Linked DNA regions of Homo sapiens: region 1 is linked to region 2. A link is an interaction called in ENCODE POLR2A ChIA-PET data of the cell type or tissue named here. Cell type or tissue: PC-3. All regions are shown on one strand. Links, peaks and the distances in the headings refer to the core of each region. The heading gives the core; the rest is flanking DNA. Region 1 has its middle 83 kb from the start of RPS24. Region 2 has its middle 51 kb from the start of LINC00856.

Evidence for each region. Peaks named below come from ENCODE experiments on the same cell type or tissue, not always from the same donor. Only the 100,000 strongest peaks of a DNase experiment are listed, where the experiment ranks them.
Region 1: POLR2A ChIA-PET joins it to region 2 with 6 read pairs; 2 of 35 experiments call an interaction of 5 or more read pairs at or near these places.

Annotation. Positions count from the first base shown.
Region 1 is chr10:78,114,676-78,119,063 of GRCh38, reverse strand. No RefSeq gene overlaps it. Among named protein-coding and RNA genes, the nearest start is that of RPS24, 83 kb to the right of the region's middle. In PC-3, for the core only: no CTCF peak of the experiment used is centred there; no DNase peak of the experiment used is centred there; H3K27me3 peaks cover 3,900 bases.
Region 2 is chr10:78,195,081-78,199,468 of GRCh38, reverse strand. No RefSeq gene overlaps it. Among named protein-coding and RNA genes, the nearest start is that of LINC00856, 51 kb to the left of the region's middle. In PC-3, for the core only: no CTCF peak of the experiment used is centred there; a DNase peak (open chromatin) is centred at 2,378; H3K27me3 peaks cover 2,455 bases.

The DNA.
Region 1 (4,388 bases), core at 322-4,321, 81 kb after region 2:
CCAAGCACCTCTTTCTTATACACAAAATGGACAGCTAAGGATCCTCAGCCATTTGAGGCAAGCCTCCAACACCAAAAGCAAGAGACCAAGAGACAGAAAAACAGATCTTTGAGGAAGCATCTCTAAAAAGCAGAGCCAGACAGAAGTTAAAGTGGTAAAGGCAAATTTTATTCAGTACTATTGCAATTGGGGAAAAGAGTCCCCAGAATAGAACTAGGCTCCATTCCAAATACAGCAAGGACAAGTGCAGATTTATAGCCAAGGAGGAAGGAGGTCAGTGAACAGAAAATTACTAAGGAGGCATCAAGTGTGGGAGAATTCTGGCTGAAACACTCTAAAAGGATTTCTGCTGAAGGCAGTCCAGGTAATCAGATACCCTGGGTAAGGAGCAAGGATTTTTTTTATCAGATTCATGAGTGATCAAGTATCAAGGGTGAGGGATTCTTGCTAAACTAACTTAGCACAAGGCTCTTTGCCAAAATAGAACTTTGCAAGGAAGCACACAGATGGGCCTAAGAAAAAGTTCAGACACCTACATTTTGTCAAGCAAAGAATCTCTGTCAGAAGCTATGATAATTCAGTAAATGGAAAAGCAGAGAGAGGCCAGGCACGATGGCTCATGCCTGTAATCTCAGCACTTTGGGAGTCTAAGGTGGGCAGATCACCTGAGGTCGGAAGTTCAAGACAAGCCTGGCCAACATGGCGAAACCCCATCTCTACCAAAAATACAAAAATTAGCCGGGCATGGTGGTGTATTCCTGTAATCCCAACTAATAGGGAGTCTGAGACATGAGAATGGCTTGAACCCAGAAGGTGGAGGTGAGCCGAGATCACGCCACTGCACTCCAGCCTAGGTGACAGAGCAAGGCTCTGTCTCAAAAAAAAAAGAAAAGGAAAGGAAAGAAAAGCAGAGAGATTCAAGAGGATATTTAATTCAAGAAGCAAGAGACATAAGACATGAAACAAGTACAAAGTATGATGAAAAACAGAACAAGAAAAAAGTTGTTGGAAATTTAAAATAAGATTATTGAAATAAAATTTTCCATAAGGGTTAGAAGACAGTCAAGGAAATTCTCCATAAAGTATATGTGCAAAAACAATTGAGGAAAGAATCCAGTGATTCACCCAAGAAGTCTAAAGAAAAGGCGAGAGAGGAACTTCATCAGAGAGATGTCTTCTGACAGTGATGGGACAGGCATTTCAGACAGAGGGAACAGCATGCACGAAGACACAGAGGCCTGAGAGAGCACGAGCTGTTTAGGAGACTACAAACAGTTCTGTGTAACAGAAGGACAGGATGCCTGAAAGGAAAGGAAAGGCAGTGAGATCTGAGGTAGATCCAGAAAGGTATTGTGAATAACACACAAAAGTGTTGGCCTTTAACCTACAGGCTTGTGAGAGTTTTTTAAACAGAAGAGTAAGATGATCAGGTTCGCAATAAGGAAAGATTCGTCTACAGTCCAAAATATAAGACATGAGCTGTTCCAGTTACCAGTTGCTGAGTGACAAATCACCACAAACAGTGGCTTAAAACAAAACAACAATGGTCTTGGCCAGGCGTGGTGGCTTATGCCTGTAACCCCAGCACATTGGGAGGCTGAGACAGGCAGATCATTTGAGGCCAGGAGTTCGAGACCAGCCTGGCCAACAAGACGAAACCCTGTCTCTACTAGAAATACAAAAATTAGCTGGGTGTGGTGGCGCAGGCCTGTAATCCCAGCTACTCAGGAGGCTGAGGCATGAGAATCGCTTGAATCCAGGAGAGGAAGGCTGCAGTGGACAAAGATTGCACCACTGCACTCCAGCCTGGGCGACAGTGAGACTGTCTGGGGGGCTGTTGCAGGGAGGAGTCTTATTTTTGCTTGCAAATCTGCAATTTGGACAGGTCTTGATGGGGACAGTTGTCTCTGCTCCATGTGGCACCAGCTGAAGAGGTTCAAAGGCTGGGAATGACTCGATGGCTTCAAGGCTGGAATTAAAATAGCCGCTGCAGCTCCTGCCTTACATCCCCTTCAGGAAAAGTGAGAGAACAGCTTTCCCTAAATTCCCAGCAAATGTCTCATTGAGCCTCAGAGCATCTGATTGGGTCTCACATATACATCACTGAGCCAATCACCATTGCCCAGTTAATGCAGTGCAATGACTGGCCCAGCTCAGCCTTGGTCACATGCTGGCCCCTCGCTTGAGCTGGAGAGAAGCCCCATGGTAGCACGGATTGAGAGTGGCAAATGAGAGCATCCCCAAATGATAGGCAGAGGGGAAAACAAGATGGATCCTGGAGGGCAAGCATCAAGCATGTAGGCCTCTTGATCTCCTTGCTACTCCCCTCCCCTTCTGCCTGCTCCTCCATGGAAGGAAGCACCCTGCTCCCATGTCTTGCTGGGTGGAAGGAATGGTAATTCCTGTAACTGGAGAGCTCTGTACTCAGAAGGGCCGTTTACACTCTGCTCAATACGACTGATGAAGCATAAACTAATTAATTCTTAGAGTGGGAGCATCCCTATCAGGTTTCTCCCAAATAGTAATGAATCATTATCAGCTAAAACCTTAACATCTGTTTAATCAATCCACTGCTAGTCACATGCTATTAATGTCAACTGCACTGTTGCCCCAGTACCGGGCAGCCTGGATCCCCAAGTCCCAGAGTCTCATTAGCCTGTGTGGCCAGAGGACTTCGGGCCTGTAAGAGGATGAGAATGTTTTTTTACCAGCACTCGGGTGAGGTTTGTTGGGGGATGGCTCGAGGGCGCAGTGAAACAGTGACCTATTTCCAACTCTTTATAATCGGAAAATCTCGGAGCTGAAGGGAACTTGGAGCCAAATGCTCTTCCAATCTCCTCTTACACACCTCTGCTCATGGTGAGCTCATGATTTCACATGGCAGCACATACCATTTTACACATCTGACTATTAGAATTTCTCAGTCTGTGCCCAATTAATTAGTTAATTATATCCAAATTTGAGACAGCTTGAATGGTTGTGTCCAACGCCAAGGGGTAAAATGAACAGCAAAATAAATCAAGGAATATGACTAGCATGATTAACGTTAGAAAAGTAAGCCATCCCATTCTATAGAGCTACAAATTTGATATGAAGCTTCCTTGTGGCCAAAAGAAAGAGGGAACCACCATTCCTTACGAATCGCAGCATCAGTAAGAAATAAATAAAAGATACACAGATCATTAGACAGATACACAGATAACAAAAAAAAGTTAAAACAACTTGTTACTGAAGTTTGTTTTTCCTGAACGTGTTTATTCATACTGAACCAAAATCTATCTCCCTCTAATTTCTACACATCAATTTAACTCAACAGACATTTAAGAAAGCCCCAGTGACTATCTTATTCCACAGACTCTCAGTGTCTGTGCTGAGCAAGACATCACATGTGCTCTTTGGCGTTCATACTCCCTAACTCATATCCTTTATTCCCTTTGAGACCTTCAGCAAGTTTCTTAACTCGTGAGCTTCTGTTTCCTTGTCATAACATGGAAACAGACAGCCCTACTTTGCAGGGTGGGTGGTACAAATGATATATGAGCTCTGCTCCAGCCCTCAAAGATTGAGTCCTACTGTACCTGTTCGATCTTATCATCAACCACTCCCTTTCATAAACTGTTTGAGGTGAATCTACCTTCCCGGTATATCCCCCAGTTTCCACTTCTCAGTCTCTCTTGCTCAAGCTGCGTCTTCCACTCAGAATGCCTTCCTCCCTACTCCTACTCCTACTCCCACCTCCAATCCATAAATCCTGCCCACCCTTCACAGCCCAACTCCAATGCCAGCTCCTACCGGAAGTCTACTAGGATTCCTACAGCTGCTAATTATATTTACCTTCCCCAAATCCTTTAGCTCATATCTTCACCTCCCTTCAGACTAGTGTATCCACTCAGAAATTCTTTTCTAAATTTAAATTTCCTTTCTAAACTTAAATTTCTCAGGAAGTCTAAATGTTTTCCAAATCTCAATTCCCTGAGAAAAATTGAGAAAACAAGAGAAATATCATAATTTTCCTGTGAGAATTAGAGCTTATCAGTTCAAAGACATTACTGGTTCAAAGGAATTCACTGATGTCGAGCCACTCCCAAAAATAGGAAACGCTGACATCCAGAGTTGAGGATCAAGTCTGACATCAGTCAATCTTACATGTAACTGTCGTCATGTTATTGTTGTGTGTTTGTTGCTCTTTTTGCTGTGATCAATGAGTTATTCTTGCAAATAAAATAATATTAACATGTTCGTATGCATAGTATACTTTACACAAATTCTATGAGTGGTGTTCCAAGAAATAAGTTTTGGAAACAAAAGAGAAGTCCCTAAATTCATAATTTTGATATATGATTCTGCATGGTACTGTTAACCTTGCTAGGAGATCTCGATGTTACATT
Region 2 (4,388 bases), core at 100-4,099:
AGTTAATGGCGGGCGGAGAAAATCGGCTTTGTTGGCAAATTGTCTCTGATATTTATTTTGAACATTAAAACGAATCATTCGGACTAAAGAGGGCTCTAGTGCGTGGCCCATTAAAATGCATGCATTATGTATAACTCTCCCAGCTTCACCTCCAAGTATTATCAGCCTAAAAAGCAAACATGGTTTTTAAAGCCCCTTGTTTACGACATCCCATGACAGCTGATTAATGGCCACACTTTGGAGATCTGAAAGCTTAGTAACCCAAGCTAGAAAATTCAATCTTATTCTAATATAGATGGTTGGGGGGGCGGGAAGAGGAGGGGGGAGTGCAGCAAAATAGGAACAGAGCAGAGCTCTTCAAAACAGATCCAAGCAGAGAGCCATAATCACAGGAGCAGTATGAGCTGGGGCTTCTCACAGGGCATTGTCTGCGTTTCTTAGGGCTGCCACAGAAAATTACCACAAACTTAGTGGCTTAACACAACAGAAATGCAACCTCTTACAGCTCTGGAGGCCACAAGTCTGAAATCAAAGTGTCAGGAGCACCAGGCTCCCTCTGAACGCTCCAGGGGAGAACCGTTCTTTCCTCTTCCAGCTTCTGGGGGCTCCTGGAGATCCTTGGCTTGTGGCTACATCACTCAGATCTCTGCCTCTGTCTTCATTTCCCTTCCTCCTTGTGTCTCAGCATCTTTTCTGTTGCTTATGAGGACACTTGTCATTGGATTTAGGGACCAGCCTAATGCAGAATGATCTCACCTTGAGATCCTTACCTTAGTTGCATCTGCAAAAACCTTTATTCCAAATAAGGTCACATTCTGAGGTTCCAATAGACAGAACTTGTGAAGGGACTCCATTCAACCACCAACCTGCTGCAGGTTTCTTCCAGCTCCCAGCATGGCCCTCCTTTTCTTACGACAGTCTTGGGACCAACCAGGCCTGCAGATTCTACCGGATCCAAGGAAACTCAGCCATCTATTCACACTTGCGCATCCTCCCTGCCACCTCCTTAACTCTGGCTTCAGCCAACCTCAGCACTAATGTCTCTGCTGCGTCACTCACCCCCTTCCAGTGTGTCCCTTTTAAGGAGCCCATCTGGTCCTGTTGCTTCTCCTCTTGGCGACACAATTGCTACCATGGCATCTTACACTTCGCCTTCATAGCCTCTTGCAGCACTTCATTAGTAGAGTTCCTTGTTTTGTCAACACTTACATGTTGGACTGTTATGGCTAGCCTGACCAAATCCCTCCTGTAGCAGTTAAAAAACTCCACCCACCAGGCACAGCCCTGCATGATGGGTCCCGCCTCTCCATCTCAGCCTCCTCTCCTTCCCTCCTCTCCCCTGATCACTCAATGGGCTCCAGCCACAGCAGCCTCCTTCTATTCCTTCAGAATGCAAGCCCAGACCTACCTCAGGGCCTTTGCACATGCTGTTTGCTCCACTGGAAATGCTCTTTCTCCAAATCTTCCCCATCTGGCTTAGGTGCACCAAGCAGGACTCAGTTCAAATGGCACCTGCTGGGAGAGGCCTTTCCTGACCCTCTTTCCACCAGTCCCCAGACCAATCACTCTTCCCCTCTTTTGTTATCTTCATTGCAATTGTCACTGTCCCAGGTCATCTGGCACCTCTGGTTTCATTTTCATTTTGGTTTTGGTTGCTTTCTGATTTATTCTCTGTCCTCCCCAGCTAAAAAAGTAAGCTTTCTGAGGATAGGGACCTTGACTATCTCATTCTCTACTCTCTCCCCGTGGCCTAGGATGCTGCCCCATCACCTCTGCCATCTGTTGGATGAGCAATGAGTGTTTGTCTTCCACAAATTCTATAAACTCCATGACAGGATTAGTGTGATTAGTGTGTCTGTGTCCCTGGAGCCTTGCTCAGTTTCCAGGACAGAGCAAGCTCTTAATAAATTCACTGCCTGTAGCTCTCTCTGTGTTACAGGTGAGAAAGCACCCTTTGGAGAACTTCTAAGATCATCCAGGTTTTCATCTAAAGGCAGCACTGTCAGCTTCTCTCTCTCTCTTTCTCTCTCTCTCTCTCACAAATACACACACACACTCTCTTTCTCATACACACAGTCTCTCTCTGTCTCTCTCTCACACACACACAGTCTCTCTCTGTCTCACACACACACACTTCTCTCTCACACACACATACACACACTGTCTCTCAAAAACACACACACAAACACACACACATTCTCTCTCACACAAACACACATGCACACACAGTCTCTCACACACACACATACACAAACTGTCACTCACACACACACACATACACACATACACACACACATACTCTGTCTCTCTCTGTCTCTCTCTCTCTCCTTGGAAGTCCCCTACATTTATTCACATGTTCATTTTGCAACATTTACTGTGCGCTTGCTGTGACTCAGGCTCTACTCTGACCCTGGAGGTGCGATGCTGAGCAAGCCAGTGCAGCCCTACCCTTGCAGAGCTGACATCCTGGTGGAGACACCCCTTTTTGTCTGTACCTATCCTAAACCATCTCTGGCAGAGCAGCAAAACACATCCCTTTTCTAAGTCTTAGTTTCCTTACTGTCTGATGGGGGCAAAATCTAACCTATCAGGCTGGAAGCCCCAGGGCCAAATATGAGATCTGAGAAATTATTTTGGAAAGGAGAGGCCCCATAGTGTCTCTAGCCTGTCCCTTTTCCTAGTCCCCCTCTGCTCTCTGACTACACCCTCTCCTGTCTCTGCCCATGTCCTAGTGTCCCCATTAGATGAACAGACCTGAACTCAAACCCACCTCTGTGTGCGAACATAAAAAAAATCACCTAGCCTTGCAAAGCCTGCACTTCCTCGTCTGCAAGATGGAGATAATATTGTCTACACACCGGTGTGGGAAGGATAGAACGGGACATGCTTCATAAAGTTCCTGGCAGTCTCCAGGCACTCAGTCATGTTTCTGCTCCCCTGGAATACCCTCATTCCTCCAACTGCCTAATGCCTGCCCATCCCTCAAAGTCCAAGCCAAGTGCCTCTCTTGAGAAGCCCCCTGACCCCCTTCCTGGAGTCCCTCACATGCCCACCTTCTGTCCACACTGCCCAACCCTGTTAGCCACTCTCCGTTTTCCTCCAGGGCACACGTTTGGAGCAATAATCAGACCAGTCCTCAGCATCCCCTACAGTGCCTGATGCTGCTGGACATCACTGATGTGCCCCGGCAGGGGCTCAGACAGAATTTTGATTCACATTTGCTCCCTGACCACCTACTCCCACCAGGCACTGTGCCAGGTTCTGGGGGCACAGCAATGATGTGGTTTCCAAGCCAAAGGCACTCACATCTAGGAAAGACACAGACACACTAGCAAACCCCTCCCGTGCAGTGTTGCACAGGAGAAATTGGGAGGCCTTCCTAGAAGAGCAGAGCTTTCAAGGAGACTTTCTTGGCTGAGTGAAAACATTCACTGTATCAATGTGTTCCTGGAAAGGTTCACAGGGATTAGCGTTTCCACTGGCATCTACCGTCAGTCCACGAGTCCTTAATCCTGACTTCTTAATTGGTGACGGCTAGGTTCTGGTTGTCTGGTCCCTGGTTCTTGATCATGTAATTTAAGATTTGTAAACACACAAATGGGATGGAGTCAGAGACTGTTTACTTCTGGGACCCTTCGTGCCAGTAGGAGGGTTGCTGACCTGAGTCACCCCTTCCTTACTAGGTTTGTTTGAAAAACTAGAATTGTATTGCTTATATATTTTCCAAAACACTCAAAAGGCAGAATGTTTGTCTTGAAAGCTCTTTCTTATCCAGTAAGAAAATATTTTATCCACACATCAATGTCATTTTCCCCATTTGTTGGAGAGGAAGCTGAGACAGAGGGAGGACTGACGGGCCCAGGTTTCCCCAGTGGATCAGTGCTGGGCCAGGACTAGAACCAGGCGCCTGTTGTGCAGCCCAGGACTCTACCTGCATCCTCTGCCCTCACACCAGGGCCCCTGGGAGAGGAGGCATTGCTGTGGGTTTGTCTTAATCAACTCTTTCCTGCCTCCCTGAGAGGAAGGCCTTCTCCCTTCCCAGCCAGTGGGGAAGAGCAGCCCTTCCACCTTCTGAAGGCCAGGGAGGGAGGCGAGGTGGCGCTGAGGGATGAAAGCAGAGCTCCCAGGGAGGTCTGTGAACTGATGGAGGGTTGGTGCCACTGTGCTTGGGAGGCAGTCATTTAGCTTAATAACTGTGAATTGGGGGCTGCAGCCATGACACAGCCATCCCCGGCCCCCCACAGGGAGACTGCTGAGCTGAGCTCTTAGCAGGGCCACCCCTCCCAGGGTGCCCTTTGTGGGAAGAACAGCAATTGCCTGCTTTTGATGTCTGTTCTTATCTAGTCACTGGAGCCGCAGCCCTAACAGTCATCTCCTGGCGCCTGTCC